3 separate regions of the Homo sapiens genome follow, and all the other regions are linked to region 3. The links are chromatin contacts, found by Hi-C or POLR2A ChIA-PET in ENCODE. All regions are on one chromosome and are shown on one strand. The core of a region is the stretch at or near the end of the contact, and the rest is flanking DNA. Distances in the headings are between cores, read along the strand shown. Region 1 holds the start of XPR1 (xenotropic and polytropic retrovirus receptor 1). Region 2 holds the start of CEP350 (centrosomal protein 350). Region 3 holds the start of EDEM3 (ER degradation enhancing alpha-mannosidase like protein 3).

Region 1 (2,834 bases), core at 307-2,806, 4.1 Mb after region 3:
TTATTTCACAATATTCAAGATTCCGTTTAACCTACCTGCATCTCTTTCCCTGTCTTCTTCAATTATTACAATGGCTATATGAATAAATACACTCACTGCTATTGCCCAAACCTCCTATCACTAAACTTATATAAAAATTAAATGGAGAACTAAAATAGTTTAATTCATAAAATCTAGCTAAGTTATGTGTGTTCATATTGATTTTATATTCTTTGTTCCTGCACACAAAACAGATGTGAATTCCTGGAGGTTACAGATAAGTCTGTCTTTCTCTATCCAGGAGCTGAATTGCCAGCTACTGAGAATAACCTATTGCAATGCTTAAAGCCTCTTAGGTATCTTGTCTTCTGAACATATAAATGGGTTCATTATCTTTATTTTTCCCTTTATTAATGTAAGGTTCCTTATTATCTATTAAATACCTTCCAGCAGTGTTAGCACAGAAATTGGGAGGGAATGGGGAGCATGATTTCTGTAATACACAGGTAAGGTATATTGTTTACAATATACTAATTTTCTCCCCAGCTAGCAAAAACTTAGCAGAAAATAAAAAAATGTTAATAATTCTCTTCTCTCCTTTCTCTTCCCTCCATTCCAAAACAAGAGGCAAAAACAAAGATGTTATTACTCTGTAGACTTCATGCAATCAGTAAAAAGAGTCTTATTATCAAAGCAGAATAGTTGATTACAACGTGTTTACAAAAACTATAACCACTACATATGTGATACACACTTAAGTCAAGTTTCAACCCCGTTACAAAGCCTTTGTCAACAGTGGGCAAGTGGGAAAAAGCCGAAGGGCTCTTTGGAATGAAGGAAATCACTGGAGGGGCTTCTCTTGGAAGACAAGGATTCCTTGGTGAGAGGTGTAGAGAGAGAAACAAGACCTAACCTTGGCGAGGGGGCGCTCGCCCAGGGTGGGGACGAGAGGTCAGGGCGAGTGGGGAGAAGGGGATTAGCGCGGAACAGCCGCGACCCGGGGCTGCCCTCGCACCGTGACTCCCCCACCTGCAGCTCACCCTCCCACCGTTCCCCGGCCCCGGCCCCGGCCCGGGCAGCGCCTTTCCTCCCGGCCCTCCGCCTGCATATCCGTTACCCCGGCGGCAGCGGGGCTGCGGGGGAGGGGAAGGACAGCGGAGCCGGGAGGCGGCCGGCCGCGGCGGGGATGCCGCAGTGGCTCCCCGCGGCAGCGGGTCAAAGTCTGCCCGGGCACAGGGAGCCAGCTGAAGCGGAAGGCGGCGGTGGACGTCAGGACTGGCGAGATGGTGGCCCCTCCGAGTCCTCCCACACCCCAGCCGTGCCGGTACCTCATACTGGATGTATTGCTTCCTCCACTCGGGAGTGATGTGCGCGGAGAGGTGCTCGGCGAACTTCATCCTGCCGTTTCCCCCTCACTCCCACTCGGGTCCAGCAGCTACAGGCGGCGGCGGCAACAGCGACTCCGACTCCTCCCCACATGGGCCCCGGCGCGGCGCGGCGCTGCGCTTCTCTCCTCCTCCGCCGCCGCCGAGGTCTCTTCAGAGCAGCCCGCCCGCCATCTTCCTCCTCCTCTCCATAGCCCCGCCCCTCCCCGCCCTCTGGACGTCATCGCCATGGTAACCGCCTACACCGCCCTGACGAAGGGGGTGCTGTAAGGGGTGGGGCTTGGGTACGCTTCTTAAGACTCCGCCCCTTGTGGGCCGTACGTGCTGGAGGCACCTCCCTGGATCTCTTCAGTCTGGCTCCTGTTGGCCTACAGCTGCTTTCTACCGCCTGTCTGGGAAGCAGCAGTGTTGTTACTGCAGTTAATATTAATACTGTAGCAACAATAATCCACACAAGACGTTTATATTTACAAAGAACTGTGCAAATATTTTTCCATTTTGATATTTATGCTTCATAAAACCTTTAAGAAATGGATCAGCACTAATCCAAACTAAGAAGCTAAAACAGTTCAGGACTAAATGTATTTAAAGGAACAGTATTTTACACACTCTAGGTGCTCAATAAGTGCTTATTGAATTTAATTAAAGACATCAATGCCAAAAAGTGCATGCTGCTTCTGAATTTCAATGTAATTGTCTAGTCCAGGGGCTATCAGAAAAGCCAATAAAAACACCAAATGAGGGTACCGACCGCACTTGTAAACTGAGCTTCCTGGGGTTGGGGGTGAGGGTTGGGAGGGAAACCAACGTTGAGAGGAAAGAGAACCCCGTAGAAGTACAGCTCTAAGCCCACCCCAGTAAAACCGGAAACAGGCCCAGCACCCAGGCTGAAGTGTCCCTGGGGAACATGGGCAGAGATCACTCACAGAGCTCTGTACTACATTGAGTGTGGGAGTGATTGTCTTGGAAGTCCCAATTCAGGACAGAAACCCAGGTCCTACCCTGGGTGGAGGAGACCTAATAATAATTTATTGAGCACTCACTGTTCCTGTACCAAGTGCTATTCTAAACCTCTTACATGTACTTTGTCCCTTGATTCTAACATTTTTTTTTTTGGTCTCGCTTTGTTGCCCAGGCTGGAGTGCAGTCACACCATCATGGTTCACTGCAGCCTTACCTCACATAGGTTTGTGAGCCATCCTCCCACCTCAGCCCCCTGAGTAGCTGGGACTACAGGCACATGCCATTATGCCAAACTAATTTTTTTGTTTATTTTTGGGAGAGATGTGGGTCTTGCTATGTTGCCCAGGCTGGTCTTGAGCTCCTGAGCTAAAACAGTCCTCCCACCTAGGCCTCCTAAAGTGCTGGAATTACAGGCATGAGCCACCTTGCTCAGCCTAACCCTCACAATTTTGATGAGATTTCAAGATTTACTAGGGAACTGCTATGCCTGGAGCAGTGCTCTGAGAT
Region 2 (2,700 bases), core at 145-2,644, 4.8 Mb after region 3:
AAACTAATTATTATACGCCCATGGCTTTGAAGCAACTTCCAGCATGGGTCTAACAATCCCTCAAAGTCACAATTCCATGTCATTAGCAGTGCATTTCCTTGTTTAAAAACAATATATTAAACGAAGAAATTTTCAGAATGGAGGGCAACTTTTAGTATTTTATCATTGTTTCTACAGAACTTTTCAGATTGTTACTAGCTCTGCCAAAGATAGTCTTTCTTTTAAAACTCTTCAAATACAGGGCAGGAGGTATCGTTAACATGGCAACAATAACGACTTCCCCAAATTCAAAACAAGGATCACCATCAAAACAAAACAATCAGGTGGAGTACATGGATATTGATCACTATTTCTGACAACCTGTTTTTTCCCATATGAAGGATTTGCTACTGCATTAAAACATTAAAATCTATGCCTATGTGCAACTTTCTATCTGAATATTTAAAATCCAGGCAAATTCCAATTCATATCTTGTGACATTAGCTAAATATTACTTAGCATGTTGAGCTGCATTTAAAAGGCAGAGGAAAATACTGACAACTTCCAAAACATAAAGCCTTTTAAATCTTTCCCCAAATTATCTGTGAATAAACTACCTTCAGCAGCCGCTAGACTAGAGTAGATCAAAGTTTTCCCTATACTTGAGAATGTGATCCCCACTGAAAAGGAACAGAAACTGATCATCCCTGCCACTGGAGCCAGTCCCCGGAATCTCCCCAAATACGCCTGATCGCCAGATGAAGAAGGGACACTTCTCCGGGCAGCAAAGGCTAGAGGTATCTTACCTCTGCAGGCTAGAGGAGGGGTGGAGGAGGCGGGAGGACACTGGCACGTAAGGAAGGAAATTCCGTCTTCAGCAGGCACTGGTGGGACCCGAAACCTAGGTCCCCGAAAAGCCTCAGAACCCAGGGAGGTTCCCCGAGGGGGACGCCAAGCAGGGCCAAGACTCTCCGCGCCCGGCCCCGCCTCTCTTGCCGCCACCGGGGACCCGGGACCGCGGACAGAGACAGTTGAGGCTGAGCGAGACTCCGCGGTCCCAGCCAGGTCCTACAGGAGCTCACCTGAGAGTGTCGCCTCCGCCCTCGGCTACCACGGTGCATCCCGCGGAGCCTGGCGGAGGGTGCAGTGACGCCGCCCCGACCGGCCCCAGGGCTGCCCGGCCTGGCCTCCCCGCTCCGGGGACGCACCGGGTGCCCTCCTCGCACCGGCTCCGGGGATCCGCCGGTCCGCTGGGAAGGAAGACAAGGCGGAAAGGCTGCCTCCCCTCCCTCAGGGCAAGCCACCCCCCGAGCTGCGGCTCCCTGCAGTTCTCTCTGGCGCAGGTCTGGCCCCGCTCCCCGGCCCGGGAGTCACTTCGTCAGGGGCGGCCCAGTCGCCATTACAGCCCAACAACTGACACGGAGGAGGAGCGGCGCCAGCGGCAGCGGCTGTGGCGGCGGCGCGAGGCAGGGCGGGAGCAGTCGGGCCCAGGCAAACCTCGCGAGAACTGTCCCGAGACAGTGCCACAGGCATGCCAACCTTCGGTTAGGGCCATGTTGAGTGTGGCCGAAAGGTGGGAGCGAAATAAAACAAGGAGCAGAACCGCGAAGAAGCCATGTTTGGTGCGTCGAAGTTTAAACTCGTAGGACTTGGGAGGAGCCAAGGTATATCCGCAGAAGAGACCACCCCTGCCCTTTCGCTTTGACGCTCATTGGGCCTTTTGGCTGCGCATTTCACCCCGGGCTGAGAAAACAAGCTGGGGATTCGACAAGAATGAACTCAAAGTCTGGAAACGGCAGCTTCTGAGAGTTTACAATGTTTCACCAACTGTCGTCCAAATAAGTCGTCACCCCTGTCAGAGTAGTTGCAGCTCTGCCGTTACCCACTGCTGTCACTGTGGCCGTTTTATTCGCGAGGGTTACAGTTCTGTTTAGCATGCATCTAATGACTTAAGACTCCACGCAAGTAAAACGGAGTTTCCTCCCATTAAGTATTGGCTTTGCTTTAACAGTGCTTTGAGAGGCTCTCTGTGGCCAACATATCTTCTCATATCTTTGTCCTCGTTTCCCAATCTCCGCGTGGTGAAATCATCTATCAAGACTTGGCTTAAAGGACCTCTCTTCTGCAAATAATGCCATCTTCCGCTAGGTGCTCACTGCACACAGACTCGCCGCCCACCACTTCTGTCCACCTTCTGAACTCCGATAGTTATTTACCCAGAGACTGTTTCTCATCTTTAAGTGTCGTGAAGACTTTAAGATCTGTTTTATCTCTCTATACCCCAAAATGGCCTAGCACAGTAACTAGGACATTGTAGGTGCTCAATAAATGTTTGTCGAATATCAATGACAGCAGGAGGCAGTAAATGGTCCCTCTTTGTAGGGCCTACAGCTGTGCCTGAGTAGGATGTACAGAAGTCCTGCATACGTGTGAAGTGTCTCCAGGAAGCTGCACTGGAGGGGACAGGAAATGTGGGTAATCGTATGGTGCAAGTGGTAGCAAAAAAGACAACATAAGGAAAATGTTATTTAGGTTTTGCCCAGTCTTGCTGTTTAAAGCCCTGTGTTAGATGCTTTTCATGCGCTATTTTACTGAATGTAAACAACCACCTTATTAAATATACTCACTTTTTTAAAACGAAGAAACACGTACTGGCCGGTCACAGTGGCTCACGCCTGTAATCTCAGCACTTTGCGGGGCCGAGGCGGGTGGATCACGAGG
Region 3 (2,700 bases), core at 110-2,609:
AGATATTGATTTAGAAATCAACCACAGAGATATGTTGGCTGAATCCTTATGAGAAGAAATCACCAAGGAATAATTAGAGTACAGAGAGAAAAAGGACAAAAAGAAAACCTTAAGGGAACACCTGTATTTTAATATAAAGTAGCGAGAGAATGAAGGAAAACGGGTCAGCCAGAGAAGAGGTAAGAGGTTAAGAGGTAAGAGGTAAGGTGATAAAAGTCAAGGAAGAAACGTTTCCAGAAAGACCGCCGAATACTGCTTAAAGGACACGTAAGTAATTTACTGTGGTCACAGAGATCACATCGAAGCTCCTAAACTCCGCACCTATTGAATGACCACACTAGAAAAACAATGTGGTTTTTCAAGAGGAACCGATGTGTCATTTTACCAATAGTTAACCTGGGACTCGGTCATCAAAATTCATTGCAAGTTCCAATCTCCTTCATTAAACCTTCTTTGCAGCCCACACAGCTCTCCTTACATTGAGCTTTTGAGGTAACTATTATTAATCATGTACGAGGACCCACGTGCTCCTTCATCCTTGTAGTACTGCGCGGTGGTTAAATGCAAGGGCTTCCGAATCAGAGGCTGGATGGATTCTAATACAGCAGTGTGACGAGCTCTTGTTAACCAACTTTTCTAAGCCTCTGTTTTCTCGTCTGCAAAAGGGGGATGGTGGTACTTACTCTATCAGAGTTGAGAAGAGTGCATGAGATGATTGCGAGTAAAAACCTTAGCGCAATGCCTTCAAAGGCTCAATTCATTTTGCTGTTACTGTGTTTTGGAATTTCCCTGAGGGTAGACGACTACTCCAACACTATTCCCTAACGCAGCAGCACTGACATGGGGACAGTGCGCCTCATTCAGCCAGCTCTCTGGGAAACAACTTTCTGAGGAAGAGAGATAAACAGCTGACGGGTTTCCCGGGACTCCGCAGCCCACCGAGACAGGGTTGACTGTAGGGCGCCGAGGAAAGGGGGAGGTGGGATCCCAGCAACCACTGGCGACCTCGGAGGACCGCAAGTCCCAGGGTGCAGCGCGCCTACCCCGGGTAGAAGCGAGAGACACGGCTCCGAGTCGGCTCGCGGGAGAGCCGGGGAAGAAGCAGTGCACACTGGGACTGGTAGTCCTCAGGGGGCAACTCCGCGGGTCGGAGGCGGGTCGAAGCGAGAGATCCCTTCCCAGTCCCGCCTTTTGTCCACGTCTCACTTCTCCTGGCCAATGCCCTCTCCAGTCGCCGGAGACAGCCCCTCTCCCATGAGGTCTCCATTGGTCCTGAGGCTCTACGGCTTCGGCCCTACCCGGAAGTAACGTTGGGGAGGCGGTTTCCTAGACTACGACACCGGAAAGCTGGGGGAGGCGCTCCGGGATACTGAGGGCGGAGGGCGGTGGCAGCGCTGGCGCTGGGGACCGGCTTGGTGGCTTCGGGAAACAGTTTGGCGCCGGCGGCCGTCCGTGTTACTCCGCATCCCGCCCCGTCTCGGCACGGCTAGCAGCCCCCTGGCCACCAGCGTCCAGCAATGTGTCTCACCGGCCGGGCGTAGCAGCTGCGCGTGCGCGGAACCGCGGGGCCATGAGCGAAGCCGGCGGCCGGGGCTGTGGGTCCCCGGTTCCCCAGCGAGCGCGATGGAGACTAGTGGCGGCGACGGCCGCGTTCTGCCTGGTGTCGGCCACCTCCGTGTGGACGGCGGGGGCCGAGCCCATGAGTAGGGAGGAGAAACAGAAGCTTGGGTAAGGGTGCTGGCAGCCTGGGGTGGGTTTCTCGGTGAGGCTGACAACAGGAGGGGTGCCTGTCATTGCGACCCGGTCGCGTAGTGGCCTCTCCTGTCGCGATTGGAACGGCTCTTCCCGCGCGAGAACCCTAGAGGGGTGGACAGGGTCCGGGGAGGTGGGAACCGCCGCCCGCGACCTGACCTCGGGGGAGCTGACGGGGTGTCGCCCTGGCCGCCGGTGACATGTGCAGGCTCCTTGAAGCCAGGCGCGGTGTGTCAACGCGGCTGCCATGTCAGTGGCCCAAGAAGGGGGCTACAGCCCGCATCGCTGCGCGCTGGAGTTCTGCGGTTGGCTGCCTGTCGACCGAAGCATGGTTAGCTTTCTCGCGCAAGTGAGCTTCCAACTGGGAAAATGTTGCTGATCTCACAGTAGTTAAGGAAATGATGTTTACACCTGTTACGGAAAAGGGGGCGTTCATTGGAACTTGAACTTTACACATTTTACTATTTCCTTGCAGTGTTTTCTTGCACTGTATTTTCATAATAGAATGTTTGGGGGGAAATTATTCAAAAGTCTCAAGTATACCTATTCAGTAGTTTTTATCCGTCTTGGAAGTGTGTTAAAATTATCAATTCTATTTACACCATTTAATTCAGAGTAATACATACACGAGGTCCTACACATGAATAAGAAAAAAGCGAAGAACCAGTAGGAAATGGGAGAAAGGCATGAACGGTTAAGCCAGAAGAGGAAATGGAAGTGGTAAATAAACATGAAAAGTTACTCAACCTCCATAAACGTAGGAGATGCAGATTAAAACGAGGAGCTAGCTGGTTTTTGCCCATCAGATTAGTAAATATAATACAAAACACAAGGATACGGTTCTGGTTAGTTAAGGAATAGAAAAAAAAGGCTTAGTGAGAGTGTAAATTGCTGTAACTTATTGGTAGTATCTACTAAAATTTAAATTGTGCACACTTTGATTCATCA

Evidence for each region. Hi-C counts contacts between places; a loop is a spot of excess contacts on that map. ChIA-PET counts read pairs that join two places held with the same protein, here RNA polymerase II (POLR2A). Pooled maps may share reads with other maps.
Region 1: a loop to region 3 is called in a map of CD8-positive, alpha-beta T cell, with 13 times the contacts of the local background. The contact joins the promoter of XPR1 here to the promoter of EDEM3 in region 3. A Hi-C loop is called at or near these places in 2 of 168 maps with a recorded cell type or tissue (CD8-positive, alpha-beta T cell and naive thymus-derived CD4-positive, alpha-beta T cell) and 8 of 50 pooled maps.
Region 2: a loop to region 3 is called in a map of CD8-positive, alpha-beta T cell, with 7 times the contacts of the local background. The contact joins the promoter of CEP350 here to the promoter of EDEM3 in region 3. A Hi-C loop is called at or near these places in 3 of 168 maps with a recorded cell type or tissue (CD8-positive, alpha-beta T cell and naive thymus-derived CD4-positive, alpha-beta T cell) and 10 of 50 pooled maps. POLR2A ChIA-PET finds 5 or more read pairs at or near these places in 1 of 52 experiments (CD4-positive, alpha-beta memory T cell).

Annotation. Positions count from the first base shown.
Region 1 is chr1:180,630,744-180,633,577 of GRCh38, reverse strand. It overlaps XPR1 (xenotropic and polytropic retrovirus receptor 1), which reads right to left and starts at 1,556. Exons shown (of 15, transcript NM_004736.4): 1 at 1,308-1,556. The coding sequence starts at 1,376. RefSeq lists enhancers at 691-1,191, 1,192-1,692 and a silencer at 817-1,196.
Region 2 is chr1:179,953,504-179,956,203 of GRCh38, reverse strand. It overlaps CEP350 (centrosomal protein 350), which reads right to left and starts at 1,394. Exons shown (of 38, transcript NM_014810.5): 1 at 1,062-1,394. RefSeq lists a silencer at 960-1,409 and an enhancer at 1,197-1,698.
Region 3 is chr1:184,753,517-184,756,216 of GRCh38, reverse strand. EDEM3 (ER degradation enhancing alpha-mannosidase like protein 3) reads left to right here and starts at 1,359. Exons shown (of 20, transcript NM_025191.4): 1 at 1,359-1,728. The coding sequence starts at 1,571. LOC105371649 (a long non-coding RNA gene) reads right to left here and starts at 1,043. Exons shown (of 3, transcript XR_922357.4): 1 at 684-1,043. RefSeq lists enhancers at 1,106-1,205, 1,676-1,775.